3 separate regions of the Mus musculus genome follow, and all the other regions are linked to region 1. A link is a loop called in an ENCODE intact Hi-C map of the cell type or tissue named here. Cell type or tissue: left cerebral cortex. All regions are shown on one strand. Links, peaks and the distances in the headings refer to the core of each region. The heading gives the core; the rest is flanking DNA.

The links. Peaks named below come from ENCODE experiments on the same cell type or tissue, not always from the same donor. Only the 100,000 strongest peaks of a DNase experiment are listed, where the experiment ranks them.
Region 2: it touches region 1 in a loop (2.9-fold over the local background); 4 of 42 quality-filtered maps call a loop at or near these places.
Region 3: it touches region 1 in a loop (4-fold over the local background); 4 of 42 quality-filtered maps call a loop at or near these places.

The regions. Positions count from the first base shown.
Region 1 is chr8:116,987,781-116,993,277 of GRCm38, reverse strand. It overlaps Gcsh (glycine cleavage system protein H (aminomethyl carrier)), which reads left to right. Exons shown (of 5, transcript NM_026572.4): 2 at 4,075-4,154. Among named protein-coding and RNA genes, the nearest start is that of Gcsh, 3.0 kb to the left of the region's middle. In left cerebral cortex, for the core only: a CTCF peak has its summit at 3,229; no DNase peak of the experiment used is centred there.
Region 2 is chr8:117,468,892-117,474,388 of GRCm38, reverse strand. No RefSeq gene overlaps it. Among named protein-coding and RNA genes, the nearest start is that of Mir7078, 12 kb to the right of the region's middle. In left cerebral cortex, for the core only: CTCF peaks have their summits at 2,978 (motif pointing right) and 3,967; DNase peaks (open chromatin) are centred at 2,992 and 3,907; H3K4me3 peaks cover 305 bases; H3K27ac peaks cover 1,080 bases.
Region 3 is chr8:117,155,257-117,160,753 of GRCm38, reverse strand. It overlaps Gan (giant axonal neuropathy), which reads right to left and starts at 2,773. Exons shown (of 11, transcript NM_001081151.2): 1 at 2,453-2,773. The coding sequence starts at 2,619. In left cerebral cortex, for the core only: a CTCF peak has its summit at 2,749; DNase peaks (open chromatin) are centred at 2,207, 2,842 and 3,445; H3K4me3 peaks cover 2,214 bases; H3K27ac peaks cover 1,304 bases.

The DNA.
Region 1 (5,497 bases), core at 1,793-4,292:
GGCACGTGGTCACCGCTCCTGCCCGCCCTACTCCCAAGCCTCCTGGCCGGACCGACCTATAGCCCTACCCACGCTTCTCGCTCTTGGGATCCTGGTTCTGCGGCCTTTCTCCCTAAGTAGGCGGGAGAGTACAGGAGCAAACTTTGAACCCGGGGTAGAAAGGTGGAGCTGGGAGGGAAGGACGGCTGGACCCGCAGGTAAACCGGCCACTCGTGCCGGGCTGAGCTTGCTTTTAGGTGCACCGAGATCCTAAATGTGGGGAGCACTTAGGTTTGCTGTGGAACCTAACAGCAGTTTGTTTACGAGGAACTGCGAAGTGAAGTTAAGCAGAAACACATACTAAAATTTAGCAGAATGCATATACAGATGAATGAAAAGTCAGAGTAACAGAAATAAGCTTTTTACTCTCTCCCCCGCCCCCCGCAAAATCAAGCGTAGTGAGGAAGCTTTAGCTGTGAACTACAGACAGCAGGAAAAGTTCTAACGTCTGAGTCATTGATGTGTACTGGGGTTCAAACGAGCCTGGTTTGACGGACTGGAAATAGCTGGGAGACCTGCCCATTGTACGCGTTTGCACAGTTAGCTGGGAAACAGTTTTATGTGCAAGTAGTGGAGACCTTACTCAGGCAGCACAAATCGGAACGGCTGCTCTCAGCGAGTGCCGTGGGTCAGAAATCTGTGGAACTCAAAATGTTGATCACGTTATTCCTCGGTGTGGAGTGCCACGTTTCTTCCTTTCTTGCTAAAATTTCTCCAGTTTTTCACACACCAGACCGTTATTGACTGGAGTACAAGGGTAAAGAAATGCTCAAATAAGCAGTCCGTTTCAAACCAGGCATGGTGGGTGGCTTCCACCGGTAACCGTGTCAGCACTGCTGAGGTGGAGGATCGCTGTGAGGCCGAGGGCAGCTGGAGCTACATACTGAGTTCCAGGTATTTGGTTAAATATTGCCTAATGTGTCAATTCCCACGGTCTGCTTAACTACTCAGGTTCTTTTCATTTTTACCCTCTTTGAACTGGCAGAATTGTGCACACTTATTATGCAGGGTGCAGAGCCTTGTGCTTGTTGAAACACAGACATTATTCAATTCTGGTTTTTCCTCTTAGAGCTGTGTGGTCTCGGGCACAGTCTCTCAACTTCTCAGAACCCCAGTGCCCTGCATTAGAACAGTGGAGGCGAGGCAATAGCTACCTCAGAGTTACTGGGAAGTCGTCCTGTCACCTGCAGCTTGACATATTAGCAGTGAATAGTTTTATTAACTATTAGTGTGTAGTGCCAGATAGCACCACTGACCCATATTAAGCAAGCTATTGTGTTTGAGAATGCAGTATCTTCAGTTTCAGCTCAGATTTTCTGAGGCCCCAAACCATGGTGGGGTTTTGTTTCTGTTTTCTCAAGGCTGGGTTTCTCTGTGTAATCTTCCCTATTCTAGAACTCTCTCTCTCTGTAGATCAGGCTGGCCTAGAACTCACAGAAGTCTACCTGCCTCTTCCTCTCTGAGTGCTGGGATTTAGGTGTGCCGCCCCCCCCCCCCCCCCCAGTCTGTTTCTGCTCTGAGGTCTGCTCTCACTGCGAAGCTGGAGAGACCCCTGTGTAGCTGAGGATGACAACTTCAGATCCTTCCACAGTGCTGCGACTGGACTGCCGAGCACCACCAAACCCAGCTGTGCAATGGTAGAGACTGAACTCAGAGCTACCACAGTGATAGGCAAGCACCCATCCCCCAAAGCCACATCCCCAGGTCTCAAACTGTGTTTTTCGAGGATTAGGAAGAAAGTAATTATTTACCTAATCTGCTTTCTTCAGTGAGGTCAAGGGTTAACGGAGAATTGTAATCTGTGCCTAAGCCTAGGTAGCATTCCTGGGCTAAAAGGACAATATGGACTTTAAGGGCAAGTGGACCTGGGTGTGCTGAGCTCAGAATGCTGCTGGCTCAAACTGAAGCTGCAAAGTTGAGGCAGAGCAGCGACACTGTCAGCGGTGTGGCCGAGGATAGCGCAAAGGGTCAGAGATCTGTGACTGTCCGCCCCTGGTCAGATGCTGTGTTGAGGTGATGATTGTTGGTCATAAGGTAATCAGGGGGTTCTAGACTTGTAAGAGAATGGCAGTTGAGAGCCACAGCCACATAGCTGTGCATCATCTTTGACCCAAATCCCTTTTCCTTTATTTTTTTTAGCAGGGTTGGGAATTGAAGCCAAGGCTTTGGCCCTTTCTTCAAGGACAGGCTTAAAGAATTGCAGAATTTTAAGAACTTGGCCAAGTTATAATTGTTTATAGGAAGCCTGTTTCAGTCCATAGAACTAAGTTGCAGTTACCTTAGAGAACTCTACCTAAAGACTCACATTACCCTTTTTTAGGTTAAATCTTTTGGTTTTCATATCTTTGTTGTTGTTGTTTTGTTTCTTGAGACAGGGTTTCTCTGCAGCCCTGGCTGTCCTGGAACTTACTCTGTAGACCAGGCTGGCCTTGAACTCAGAAATCCACCTGCCTCTGCCTCCCAAGTGCTGGGATTAAAGGCGTGCGCCACCACGCCCAGCTTGGTTTTCATATCTTAAAAGGTTTATGCTACACGTGTTTTGCTTGCATGTGTGTCTTTGCACCACATGTGTGCCCTTGGAGGTCAGAGAAGGCTTTCAGATGGTTGAAAGCCATCCTGTGAGTGCTGGAAGCCACTCCTATGGTCCTATACAAGAGCAACATATGCTTTTAACTGCTAAGCCACCTCCGCTTCAAATCTTTTTTTTTTTTGTTTTTTTTTTTTTCGAGACAGGGTTTCTCTGTGTAGCCCTGGCTGTCCTGGAACTCACTTTGTAGACCAGGCTGGCCTCGAACTCAGAAATCCGCCTGCCTCTGCCTCCCGAGTGCTGGGATTAAAGGCGTGTGCCACCATGCCCGGCTTTCAAATCTTTTTTTAAGACAGGGTCTTGTGTTGCCCAAGCTCCCTTGAACTCAGACTCAATTGATCCCCCTTTCTTAGCCTCTCCACTCAGTATTACAGTTACAGGCCATTGTGCCCAGTGTAAATCAATCCCCTCCCCCACTGGTGGGATTGATCCAGAGCCTCACATGGTAGCCAAGTTATCTATTGAGCTACATTCTCAGTTCTTCAAACATTGATTCTTGTGTTTTGAGATTGCCTTAATGGTATCTTATTTATTTTTACATGTATGGGTATTATGTCCGTGTTGTATGGCTGCATCATGTGCATGCAGTACCTGTAGAAGCCACAAGGACTCAGATCCCCTGGGTCTGGAGTTAAGGATGACTGAGCCACCATGTGGGTGCTGGGAATTGAACACGCGCAACATAAATCTTAACTGATGAGCCATCTCTAAAGCCATCTTAATGGTCTTAACCTTTCAATCCTACCACCTCCTAAGTGCTAGGTCACAGGCATATGCTGAACTAAACTGACCAGCTAAACTTGACACATTCCCACCTCAGCCCCTATATTTCCAGATGAGTCAGCTGTGTACTGGCATGCATTACTTTCTGTGTGAGCAGGCTTTATTCTGCCTCCCCAAAGCCATCACCCCAAGCCTGTCTTCAAAAGAATAGTCATTGGATAAACTCAGCAAATATACTCTGAAATTTTGGGGGGACTTAGACAGATGTTAAAACAGATAAGCCCAGAGATGTACAAGGATTCCATCTAAGATATGATCTTTGGAGTGCGAGAGATAGCTCTGAGGTTAAAAGCACTAGCTGCTGTTCCAGAAGACCTAGGTTTGGGTAACTCCAGTTTCTGGGTATCTGACATCTTCTGGCCTCAATGAACTCTGCACACATGTGGTGTTCATACATATATATATTCAGGTAAGGCCCTCACCTACATAAACACCTATTGATCTTTACAACATTCATCTCAGTCCATCTATGGCTACACAATGTTTTTTAAAATGTCTTATCTTTATACATTGTTATTCTGCTGGGCATCAAACTACTCAAGCAATGTCAGTTAAACTAAACACCAAACCCTGGAGAAGTCTTAGCCTTTTGACAGCAATGATGTTTGAAGGGCTTTGAAGAAACGCTGCTGCTGTTTTTCTGAAATACTGGTCTTGTGTTTTAGTGCGTAAATTCACAGAGAAACATGAGTGGATAACGACAGAGGAAGGTATTGGAACGGTGGGAATCAGCAATTTTGCACAGGTACTGGCTTGCCTTGACGTGTTTCTAACAGCCTGCTCTCAAGTAGGTTGGAGTCTCTCCACCTTATGAAAATGGCATTGTGCTTTGGGCTTTTCTAAAGATCCTTAGGGAAAAGTCAGAAGTAAAAGTGGTCAAATGTACATTAGTTAGGGCCAGTGTATGTGTTACAAGGGATAACGTGTTTGGCATGGTGGCACAAACTTGTTACTTCATACTTAGGCTGAGGTGGGACACCATGAGTTCAGCCTGTGCTAAATAGGAAGTTTCTTTCTTTTTGGAAAAACAACTATACTGGGGCAAAGTAGGGTACTTAAAAGTAGGGAAGATTATTTAAGAAGTGTTCCATGTTGGATAGGTGAGGGCAAGCTCGAGAGCTTGCGGGGAGGGGACATTGCCATTGTAGGTACTGTGAGAAGCCACATGACCTAGGATGGGAAACACAGCTAATGATAAACACAGCTAATGCAAAGAGAACCCTTTTGTTTAGCCGGCCCATTCTCTCTAACCCTATCCATGCAGTAGCACTCAGTGGTCTCACCCTGCTGCATGTGTGCAGTGAGGCAGGAGAGGGGAAATGTTGGAGAAAATGCACAACTCCTCAGACATGCTGGATTCTTCGGGTCTCTGATACTTTCTTTGCCGTGGCTGTAGACCTCCTGAGAGGGCATAGCACCAGTACAGGTTGTTTATCTACAAGGGGAATCACCTATGTGACAGCGAAGTACAAAATGCATGTACTGCAGCCCATGTGGGTGATGTGAGGAGAGGCGGGCCACTCACCTGGTCCGGCAGGTCCATGAGGACCGCTGCTTGCTGCATCAGTGGGTAGGTTTTCAGGCACTGCAGTTTCGGTCATGGCCTAAAGCTGCAGGGGTGGAAAGCACAGGGTGCTCAGAACAGCCTGTAATCTTGTTTGGAGCGTGTGGTTTGTGCCTGGGGTTACTCCAGCCTGGAGGTCAAGTCTGGCTGGTGACTTAGTTCTTGTAGTGCAGCTCTTGAATTAAAAAAACAAAACAAACCATCTATCTATCTATCTATCTATCTATGCCTGCTGAGATAGCTCAGCAAGTTAAGACTTTTGCCAAAGCCTGGGGACCTAAGTTTGATCCTTGGGACGCACGTAGTAGGGTTGACAAGTGGGAACTGACTCTTGCAGGTTGTCCACAACTTCCATGTGTATGTACATGCAACAAATGAACACATGTGCCCACAGTAGACCTAACACTTTCAATTATTACTTTTGAAGTACTGTGGAGTGTGCCCTGGTCCTCACATGTGAGGCAGGCTCTCCACCACTGAGGTACGGCTCTAGCCTTTCCTACCTTTTCATTTTGAGACAGGCT
Region 2 (5,497 bases), core at 1,810-4,309, 480 kb before region 1:
GGCAGGTAGGTCTGTTTCAGGCCAGCCTGGTCTACAGAGTGAGTTCCAATATAGCTAGGGCTAAACAAAAAAAGGGGCTGGAGAGATGGCTCAGCGGTTAAGAGCACCGAATGCTCTTCCAGAGATCCTGAGATCAAGTCCCAGCAACCACATGGTGGCTCACAGCCATCTGTAATGAGGTCTGATGCCCTCTTTTGGTGTGTCTGACGAGAGCAATGGTGGTGTACTCATGTATAAAATAAATAAATAAATCTTTTAAAAAAGAAAAAGAAAAACAAAAACCAAAAAAGCAAACAAATAAAAATCACATTGAGCATAACTAGCAAGACTCTTTCTCTTTCTTTGTTTCTTTCTTTCTTTCTTTCTTTCTTTTTTTTTTTTAACAAATTCTTTTTTTTTTTAAAGATTTATTTATTTATTATATGTAAGTACACTGTAGCTGTCTTCAGACAGCACCAGAAGAGGGAGTCTGATCTCATTACAGATGGTTGTGAGCCACCATGTGGTTGCTGGTATTTGAACTCTGGACCTTCGGAAGAGCAGTCGGGTGCTCTTACCCACTGAGCCATCTCACCAGCCCCTCTTTCTTTCTTTCTTTCTTTCTTTCTTTCTTTCTTTCTTCCTTCCTTCCTTCCTTCCTTTCTTTCTTTCTTTCTTTCTTTCTTTCTTTCTTCCTCTCTTGTTTGTTGTGCTGTTTTTGGTTTTGTTTTGTTTTGACTGAGTAAACTGTGTAGCCTGCCCAGCTAGGGGCTTGCTTTTCAAAGGGTCCTGTGGGCAGAACCCAGGGCCTTGTGTGCTCTAGCGCTAGTTCCTCAGCCGCAGTGAGTCCATTGTTCTCTCCTTGGGGACACTTTAAAAGCCAATTTATATAAAACAGTCAATTAAAGAGTTACCAGGCGATCACAGCTGGTCCTGACTTCAAAATAGAAAAACGAGAAAGAACAAGGGAGGAGAGATAACCAACGTGAATGTCTCCCGATACTCACGGTAGATGAACGCATGAGCACAGTGTGGGCTGTGGGCCTGTGAGATGGCTCAGCACATCAGGGGGCTTGCTGCCAAGTTTACAACCTGGGCTTAATCCCTGGGACCTCCATGGCAAAAGGGAACCAGCTCCCAGACACTCTCCTCTAACCTCCACTTGTACCCTGTGGCACATGTGTGCCTGCACACACACACACACACACACACACACACACACACACACACAATTACTTGTGTCTACACAAAACACAATAAACTATTTTGGGGTGGGACATGTATAGAGAGTGGAATATTATATAGCCATGAAAAAGACGGCAGTGATGACCCATGCTACAATAAGGATGACCCCGGAAGACATATTCAGAGAGATAAGCTGGATGCAGAAGGTATGCATCATTTGATTCCACTTATCAGAGATCCACAGAGTAGCTAAATGGAGCAGTTAGAGACACACATCAGAAAGACATTGTCAGACACTGAGAGAGGAGATGGAAATAAAGAGTTAATGAGCCATGTGCAGAAAAAAGTGATTCAAACCAGGGGCTAGGGATGTAGCTCAGGGTGTGAACATGCAAGGCCCCAGGCTCCATCTCCAGTAACGTGGCACACACAAGAAGGTCAAAATGACGAGTTTAGGATACACACATTTTAATTACATTTAGTGGCGCTGGGGGGCTGGGCATACACACTCCATAACACTCATGTGAAGATCAAAGGACAACTTAGGGGAATTGGTTCTCTACCCACAACATGCGGTTCTCGGAGATTCAACTCAAATCATCAGGGTTAGTGGCAAGCACCCTCATTGCCTAGTGCTTGCTAACCACTTGCAACAGAAACAAAAATGTGTTCCCACAGACAACAGCATGCCACATCTCTTGCTTGGGTCATTTAACATGTCTGGGGGACTTTCCCAGGCAGTCAGGGACCAGAGTTAGTTCGGGGCTAGTCTCAGGTCTTGATGCCCTGGGGAAATAGCTAGTACCTCCAGGTGTTCATCTGTTCATTTAGAGGTTTTTAAAGGATGTGCACAGACTAACCGGCTGGCAGACACTGTGCCTTCAAGAGACAGAAGTGAACTCCTGCCAGGCTGTCCCTGCCTGACCAAGGAGAAGAAGTGTGTTAAGCAGTCCTGAGCACAGAGAGGTAGCTGTGGTCAAAACGCCCATTTTCAGGAGCTAGAAAGCTGGTAGCTGGTGGCAGGGGGTGGGGGTCACACCGATTTCAGGGCAGAAGCAGATCCCTTTAATCCCAGCACTTGGGAGGCAGAGGCAGGAGGATTTCTGAGTTTGAGGCCAGCCTGGTCTACAGAGTGAGTTCCAGGACAGCCAAGGCTATACAGAGAAACCCTGTCTCGAAAACGAACAAACAAACAAAAACAAAAACAAAAAAATCAAAAAGGGGCGATCGATCCTTGAGACACTGCAGGAGTCTGAAGAATGCTCACAGTAGAGGATTTGGGTCGGGGACCCAACTCTTACCTTGTCCCTGTTCCACAGTGATTGTCAAAGCTCACACCTGGGCCACCACTGGAACAGCAACCCCAAAAAAAAAAAAAAAAAGCCACAGTAACCAACCAGGGTCAAGGGTGACAGCAACGGGAATGAGAGAGAGTACTTTATCCACCCTCACACCCGGGCTGGGGAAGAACCAGAGAGGGGTAGTTCAGAGGAACACATCTGAGATAGAAGCCTTCTTCAGCAGTCGTTAAGAAACTAGAAAGAAGGCTGGGCGGTGGCAGTGCATGCCTTTGATCACAGCACTCGGGAGGCAGAGACAGGAAGAGCTTTGTGAGTTCAAGGCCAGCCTGGTCTGCAGAGTGAGTTCCAGGACAGCCAGGGCTACACAGAGAAACCATGTCTGGAAACAACAGAAGGAGACCAGAAAGAAGGACATGACAGAACTACCGCCTGGGGGGTGGGGGGTAGCTCAGCTCTCGCTCAGTGTCTACAACCTGGAAACTTTAGGGCTCTCCTCATTCCCCTTCAAGGAGCAACCAGCAGGGGGCAGCCGAGCCCTAGCACTGTCCCTCCTCCACCCTTTCCATCTGCTGGCTGCTGTTTTCTGATACAAGCATGGCCCACAGAAATATTTGTGGAGCCCTCAAATGTGGGGCAGGGCAACACCCCAGCACTCCACTTCACCCAGTGGAGGAGCCTTGCCCAGATCTAGTGAGGGAGGAGGGCAGGCAGAAACCTCTTCTACTGCCCCCTCCTCCTTCCTTTCCTTCTCTCTTTGAGACAAGATCTCTGTAGCCCAGGTTAGCCTCTAACTCACTAAGTAATGGGGAATGACCTTGAACTCCTGGTCACTTTTGCCTCCATCCTCCAAGTGCCGGGGTTACAGTATTTATCGCCTTACCCAGTTCTATCTGGCACTTGGGAATGAACCCAGGACTTTGTGAAAGATAGACAAGCCTTCCACCAACTGAGCTATAGACCTAGCACAGAATTGGTGCTCTTTGCCCTCGGCTGGACCCTTCTGAAGGAGGAGATCTGCAGAACGCCCAGCTCCTGCAAGGATACTACAGTTCCGCACTGTAGATTCTAAGATTACAGTTTCTAGACCCCAAAGCGGGGGATCCAGGTTCCATCTCACAGAGTTTCCCGTCCTTCTACCTTCGAAGCCAATGCAAGAACGCAGCCACATCTGAGACCCAGGGGCGGGCAGGCAGGGAGCCCTCCTGGTCCTGGCACCCTGACTCCTCCTCCCTGCAGGAAGGACTGTGCTCCGGGCTGAGCTGCAGCCTGTGAGCCTCAGCCTACTCTGACTGCTACTGCCCTCCTTCCCAGCCTGGTGTGTGTGTGTGTGTGTGTGTGTGTGTGTGTGTGTGTGTGTGTGTGTGTGTGTGCGCGCGCGCGAGCGTGTTGAAGGGGGGAGCTCTGCAGCAGCTGCCTCCTGTAAGGGAAACTGGGTCTCCATGGTAACATTGACGTCAGGGGCCCAGGTTGGGAATGAGGCCTCCCGCCCCCAGTGGCCAGCTCAGCCCAGCCTCAGCCCTGATCTGCAGCAGCTGGGACCCCGGAGTGCTGAAGCCGCCGGCCTTGCCCTCTGATCTGACCCATTAGGGGATGCGGGGATGCCAGCGGCCCTCGACAGGTGCATGCATCCCGGTGGACCTTGCTACCTGTCCTCCTTTGGCAGCCCCCATTTTGTCCTCAAAGTGCCCTCAGCTGGTTGCTTGCTTAACAGACCCTGCTTCCTGCTCCATTTATCATCAGCCCCCTCCCACAGCGCATGTGCACTTAATGAGAATGGGGAAGAAGGTGCCGGGAAGGCAACCATTTCCCAGCTTATCATTTAGCGCACACCCCACTCTATACCCGACCCCAGTTCATTGTTCTGGGATAAAGATCCAAGAGGCCTTAGTTAGCCCTTCCTCTGCTGTGCAGATCTAGAGGTCTTCCCTCCGGTCTCTCCAGCCCTTCCCAAAAGCCTGGCCCTGCCTAAGGGTGTCCCGACATGCTCTCCCTCTGCCTGGAAGACTGGTTCATCTCCACTCTGGGGAGTCATTCCCAGAGTCTTCCCGTCTGGACTTAGGCAGCCTCTGAACCCAGGCTCCTCTCAGAGGTCCTGTGCCTTTTATCCACTCTCCTCATGGCTGCCTCCTCACTTAGACTGGGTGGGGCTTGAGGTCACAGATGGCTTGTGTTTTATACGTTCCTGAGTCCTTGAGGTGCCTGTGTACAATAGATGTATATGCTCTCTCTCTCTCTCTCTCTCTCTTTCTACACACACACACACACACACACACACACACACACACACACACACTGGTGAGATGGTTCAGTGAGTACGGACATTTGACCCCAGGTCTGGCAGTCTGACTTTTATTTACTTATTTATTTTTTCGAGACAGGGTTTTTCTGTGTCCCTGGCTGCCCTGGAACTCACTTTGTAGACCAGGCTGGCCTCGAACTCAGATATCCACCTGCCTCTGCCTCCAAAGTGCTGGGACTAAAGGCGTGTGCCATCATGCCCGGCTGACTTTTTTTTCTCTTCTATCTTTCTTTCTTTCTTTCTTTCTTTCTTTCTTTCTTTCTTTCTTTCTTTCTAGATTTATTTATTCTATATATGTGAGTATACTGTAGCTGTCTTCAGACACACCAGGAGAGGGTATCAGATCCCATTACAGATGGTTGTGAGCCACCATGTGGTTGCTGGGAATTGAACTCAGGACCTCTGGAAGAGCAGTCAGTGCTCTTAACCGCTGAGCCACCTCTCGGGCCCCAGGCCTAACAATCCCCAGGTGCCATGTGGTAGAGAAAGAGAACGCTCCCTTTCACAAGCTCTTCCTCGACCCTGCCGCCCCGCACTCCCCCCTCCCCCCCAATAAATGAACATAAAGTGTAATAAAAATCAACTTTGTGTGTGTCGTGCTGGGTGGGAATGGGATCCAGGGTCTCCTACAGCACCCTGAGCTACACATGGAGACAACCCCCCCCATACATTCTCACACAGCCCTGAGACTCAGTTCATACACACATCAGCCACATATACCTATGGTCCATAC
Region 3 (5,497 bases), core at 1,737-4,236, 170 kb before region 1:
AAAGAAATAATTGAAAAAAATTTATCAAGATACATTACATATATGAAATTATCCAAGAATAAAAATATTCTAAAAATAAATAAAAACAAAAAAAAATGAAGCTTTGTTTTTAAGTAGTAATTCAGGTTACTTTGGAATACCCTTGGAATTAATAATCTAGAAATATCACAGGGATGGCCTAGCATTTCAGTAGTCAAACTTAACACAGCCTGTTAATAAAGAAAATTCAATTTATTGGTAAAATATTAACATTACTTTCCCTACCAGTTGCAAAAACTGGTTAAAAATGAAAATCCAAATAGCTCAGTCTATGAGCATGTTGACAAGCATTTCAGTCAGTGGTCTGCAAGCCCCTAAAGCTGCAATTCTTTAACACAGTCCTTCACGCTGTGGTGACCCCTCCCCAAACCATAAAATAGTTTTTGTTGCTATTTCACAACTCTAATTGTGCTACCATTATGAATCTCTATGTAAATTTCAGTATCTTCTTATGGTCTTAGGTAACCCCTGGAAAAGGGTCATCTGACCCCCAAGGGGTTGCAACCCATAAAACGAGACTACTGATTTAAATGATAAAATATAGAGCCATCAAGTGTTGGTTTTATCCCAAGTACATCCAAATACAACCGATGTTGTCATCTGGAACAGTGGAATCAGGACATTATGCATAGTAAACTTGGGAGTGGACTCCTAGCTCAACCACGAAGCACCAGGAGCCTCGACATCTAAGTTGGTAACATCCTCTGAGACACCATTTTTCTACTTGGAAACTGACAAGCCATGGCCCAGAGGAAATCTATCCTAACTGCTGGACAGACTTGCATGGAGAGCTGTTGAGGGTCTGAAGCTAATTACACATTTCTTTGTAGGTGCCTCGGAGATTAAATGGCACAAAACCACACTGTGCCCCTCATTTGTCATTTTAATGAGCGGGAGTCAAGACTAAATCATCCCCAACAACCCACAGCAGGCAGGTAAGAGCTGAGACAGAAGCAGATCTCCAGACTGCCCAGGGCGGTGCTCCTCTCAACCAGTTCACATGGCAATACAACAGAGCCAAACCTCTGATGTCCACTGGGAAGCGAGGTAATCACTCATTCAACACATGTATTCTGGCACCAGGCACCAGTCCCTCTAGGAAGGTCCCAGCAAGAAACAAAAGAAAAATCCTTGGCCTACTGACTTTACATTGTGGCTCACGGAGATGAGCAAAATACAGGGTTTACTGCAGTGGTAAGTATCACAGAGAAAGATGGAGACAGTGTTTCAGGATATGCGACTTTAGAGCTGGGTGCCATTTAAGGATCTGTAACAATACTGCATCCATTGTAGTTTTCCTAAGCATTTCCCAAACTAGGATTACTCTGTTACGGGAAAGGTCTGGCCTGGAAATTCAGTTTGATTGACTGCCTTAACCTCTGAACTGCCAGCCCTGAGCTGTCATATTGGTGATCTAAATTTCTTGTTCACAGACACCTGACCCCTAAGTCCACAAAGAGCCCAATGTTGTAAGGCCAGGCTAGGCTAAAAGCCAGAAGTTTCAAGGGCACTTGGATTGCTTCTGGAGTTCGAAGGTCTCCAAAAGCAAAGATTCAAGAACAGCATATGTGTCCGAGTTCTGCTGGGACAGAGCCCTAAGAAACGGCATACACATAATTTTCCATTTTCTGATCTGTCAATTCTAGTGACATTGCTATCATTCGTCTATATTTAACCAGCTTACTGGGCACTTTCTCTACCTTTTAGTGCCCCCCCCCACCCCCCATATTAAAAGAGCAAACCAGTTTGCCTGAAGGAAAGTTGCTAAAGAAAAGACAGGAGCCCATCTCACAAATTCTGATCCGATGCTATAAGCTTGGTCTCAACCTTTTCATTAACCTAGTAAACTGGGCTAAGGTTTGCGTCGCTTAAGTTTTACAGTGCCCTCTTGGTGGTTACAATCGCTGGGTCCTCGGTGGTAACTGTAGCCAAAGAACGACCCCGGGTCTTCTCAAATTCGCAACAGTTTTGCCTGTTTGTAACAAGGGAGTGGCAAAGTGACAGTTGGGCTTTGGGGGTGGGGGCTTCCCACCGACCTCTTACAGGGTTCTCCTTCTGCCTAAGCCGCGGGTGTTTGTTTTGGCTTCCCCGCGCAAAACCTGGCCGGCCCACTGTGCGGTGACTCGGAGGTAAAACTTCTGCGGGGCTCCGCGGGCCGGGCGGGGCCTGTCGGGGCGAAGGGGCGGCTCTTCCCGGAGCAGCCCCGCCCTGCTCGCGGGTGCGGGTCCAGGACGGCCTGTACACCGTGTTTGGGGCTTTTGCGGACCTCCAGGGACTCCGGGATCGGGGCGATCTCGGTGGAGAGGCCCATGGGCGCCCGAGGGGCGCGGCGGCAGAGCCACTGGAGCCGCAGGCGGCCAGGCCAGAGAGAGAGGGAGGGATGCGGAGGCGATGGGCGGCGGCGCCCGCTCACCTGATGTACGGGCTGGCCGCCGCCAGGATGTTCTTCTGCACCGGGATCTCCTCGCCGTCGAGGACCAGATGCGCGTCGCAGAAACGCGCCTCCTCCCGGAACGAGCTGAGCGCCCGCAGCAGGCGCGCGGCGTGCTGAGGGTCGGACACAGCGCTGCCCTCGGCCATCGCGCCTCCCGCTCCTCCGCCGCCACCTGCCCGACCCGCCCGCCCGAGTCCCGCGCACGTCCCCGCCGGCCACTCCTCGCGTCCGCTCGCCCGCCCGCCCGGACTGAGTGAAGCTCTGGAGTCAGAGCTGGAAGTTCAACAACGCGCCTGCGCCATCGGCAGCGCGTGCGGACGGCGCCTTTAAGGAGCTGTGCCGTTGCGTCATCTTTCCGCGACGCCCCCGCGCCCCGCCCTACCTCGCAGCAGCCAATCAGAAGGGCTGGGCTGCGAGCGCCGGGCGCGCCCACGGGCTGTGCTTGGTGCGGGCGGAAGGGTTTAGCGGTTCCGCGGTATCCAATTCCCAGTCTCGGCGAACCGAGTGCTCTCAGTGTGGAAGGGAGTGAGACGCAGAGTGAAGCCGAGGACTTATTATTCCTTTCGCGGGAGTTACGCCTCGCTACGTTCACGTCCATTAGTTCCGGGCAGAACGCGGAGTCCGCCAGAAGCCTTCGCTGAAGACGTCGCGAGTGAAGCGAGAGAAACAAGCAGTTTTGCAAGGCTGTGGCAAGGAAGGTGTTTTCCTCTTGCAATTGGGGACCGGGAGCAATGGAAGGGTTTTAAATACCGCGGTAGGGGTAAGGTGTTCCGAAGGTTTCTAAGATCGGGGTCTTTAAAGCAGATCGATGCCAAGATTAGATAGTGGGCTGGATAAAAGGACTCTGTGGTATATGCCCTCCCTTCCGCCCCCGCACAAGAGTACAATTGGGAAGGAGAGGGGGTCCAGTTAATTGCATGATTGCCATCCCTACCTTTTAGGAAAGATAAAGTCTGAAAGACTAGGGGGTATGAAGGCCAGATGTTCGGATGGTGGGGGCTAGACTTCCCACAGAGACAGATCAAGGCTGTGGTACTAAGCACCCCTGGGTGTGCTCACTCTGCAGGGCGAGCCTCGTCTGTGTCCCTGGAAGTTGCTGAAGGTGCTTGGGAGTGGAGGAAGTAGCTACCATTTTGTGCAAACATTAGGTGCTCGAGGCTACAGAGAATTAAGTCTTATGAGGACCAAGGATCAGAACATTGGGGCAGCATTCAAAGTAAGGCAGGATGTGGTTTTCAGTGCGTCAGCACAGCCTCCCGTAGTCCAAAGGCCCCAAGGAAAGTCTTGGTTTTCACCCTGGAAGCAGCAAGGCTTTGGCGTCACTGATAGGAATCAGAGTATAAACTATACTCAAGATAGGAGACTAGGGGAGTAAAGTCAAGGAAGTTACTAGTAGAAGATCGATACATTTCCAGTTTCCATTTCAAACACAGTATCTATACCTGCAGTGATAAAAGTATCTAGACTCTAAACCAGGAGGTGGTGACGCAAGCCTTTAATCCCAGCACCGGGGAGGCAGAGGCAGGCAGGTCTCTGTGAGTTCCTGGCCCACCGAGAGAGTTCCAGAACAGCCAGGGGCTACATAGAGAAACCCTGTCTTGAAAAACCAAAGAGACAACCCCCGCATCCAAAAAAAAAAAAAAAGTAAGCTGTGTCAAAACTAAGGTCTGGGAAAGCAGAGCTGAGTAGAGCTAACAAGGAACTGTGAGTTACTAATTAGTAAGGCCTGTAGTGGGCTGTGTTGTATACAGCCTCTGTATTTGTGCCTATTGAGAAAATATAATAATAAAATAATGCAGGCCTGTTTTCACATAGTGCTTCTGGGCTCAGTCAACACTCTTTTGTTTAAGTAGTTGATGTGTTTTGAACATTGCTCTGTAAGACGCTTTTTTTATCCATATGACTAGCTCGCTTCCGTGTTTATTGTGGCCTGGCACGATTTCCAGGTGCCAAGCCCTTCTTGGTATCAGAGTACCTGGTACAAAGTGCTCCTCACTTAGGGTTGGATGGCTGGTGGGTGGTGTTTTATTTTAAGTGTGAATATTAAATAAATGTTTCCTGGGTTGTATTTTTTTGTTCTTGTGCATTTTCTCTCTGTTGTGCTGTTGTTGAAAGTGGATGATGTGAGTGTGTGGGGGTGGGGGTGGGGTTGGTCTCTAGAGTGCTTGCTGTGCAACCATGAGGACCAGAGCTCTACATCCGGCACCCATGGAAAGCCAGGCTCTGCAGTATGCACTTGTGATCCTGCCAGGGGTCGGAGAAGGTGCTGGGAGATGGGCAAGAACATCCCTGGGACTTGGTGGCCAGCCAGTTTATCGAGAATCAGAATCCTAAGGACCCTGTTTCAAAAGCAATGTAGAAAGGTGGTTGAGGAAAGACCCCTGATGTCAGCCTCTGGTGTCTTCAGATGCTTGCACACTTACCCCTCTTCCCTAACTTCCCTCGACCCCCACGATGTATACGACTAGGAGAGCTTTACACGATGCAGGTATTTGATACAAACGTATTCGTTGATTGTAATGATGGTCTATTCTTCAAATGCCAGAGGTTCCGAAATAAACAGCTCTGATAACAGAGTGCTGGCCAGTTGTCTGAGGATGGGAAGGTTCTCTGTCTCCACAGAAGCACCTGGGAGTGAGTGTAGGTCAGGCAGACGCTTCCTGGTAGAGATGAACTTGCAGTGTTTCCCTTGGAAAGGGACAGCATATGTGTGGCAGAGGCGCCTAACAGTCGTTATCAGTCGGGAGGAAGGTGGCTACTGGCTGGTGCACCTGCGCCACAGGACACAACAGCACCTCCACTGTTTCCAGGCATCCCCATCACTCAGTGTGCTTGCTGAACTCTGAGTCACCCTTGAAACTCAGCTCGAACATGACTGTCTGTGAGCCTCCTCCTTGTCCTGCCTCCCAGGACAAGGTAGGCAAGTGCTATATTCATCACACTGTGTTGTATTAGTTTATTATGGTGCTGGGATCCAGCTCAAGGCTTTGTGTGTGTTGGGAAGTTGCTGCAACATTGAACCAA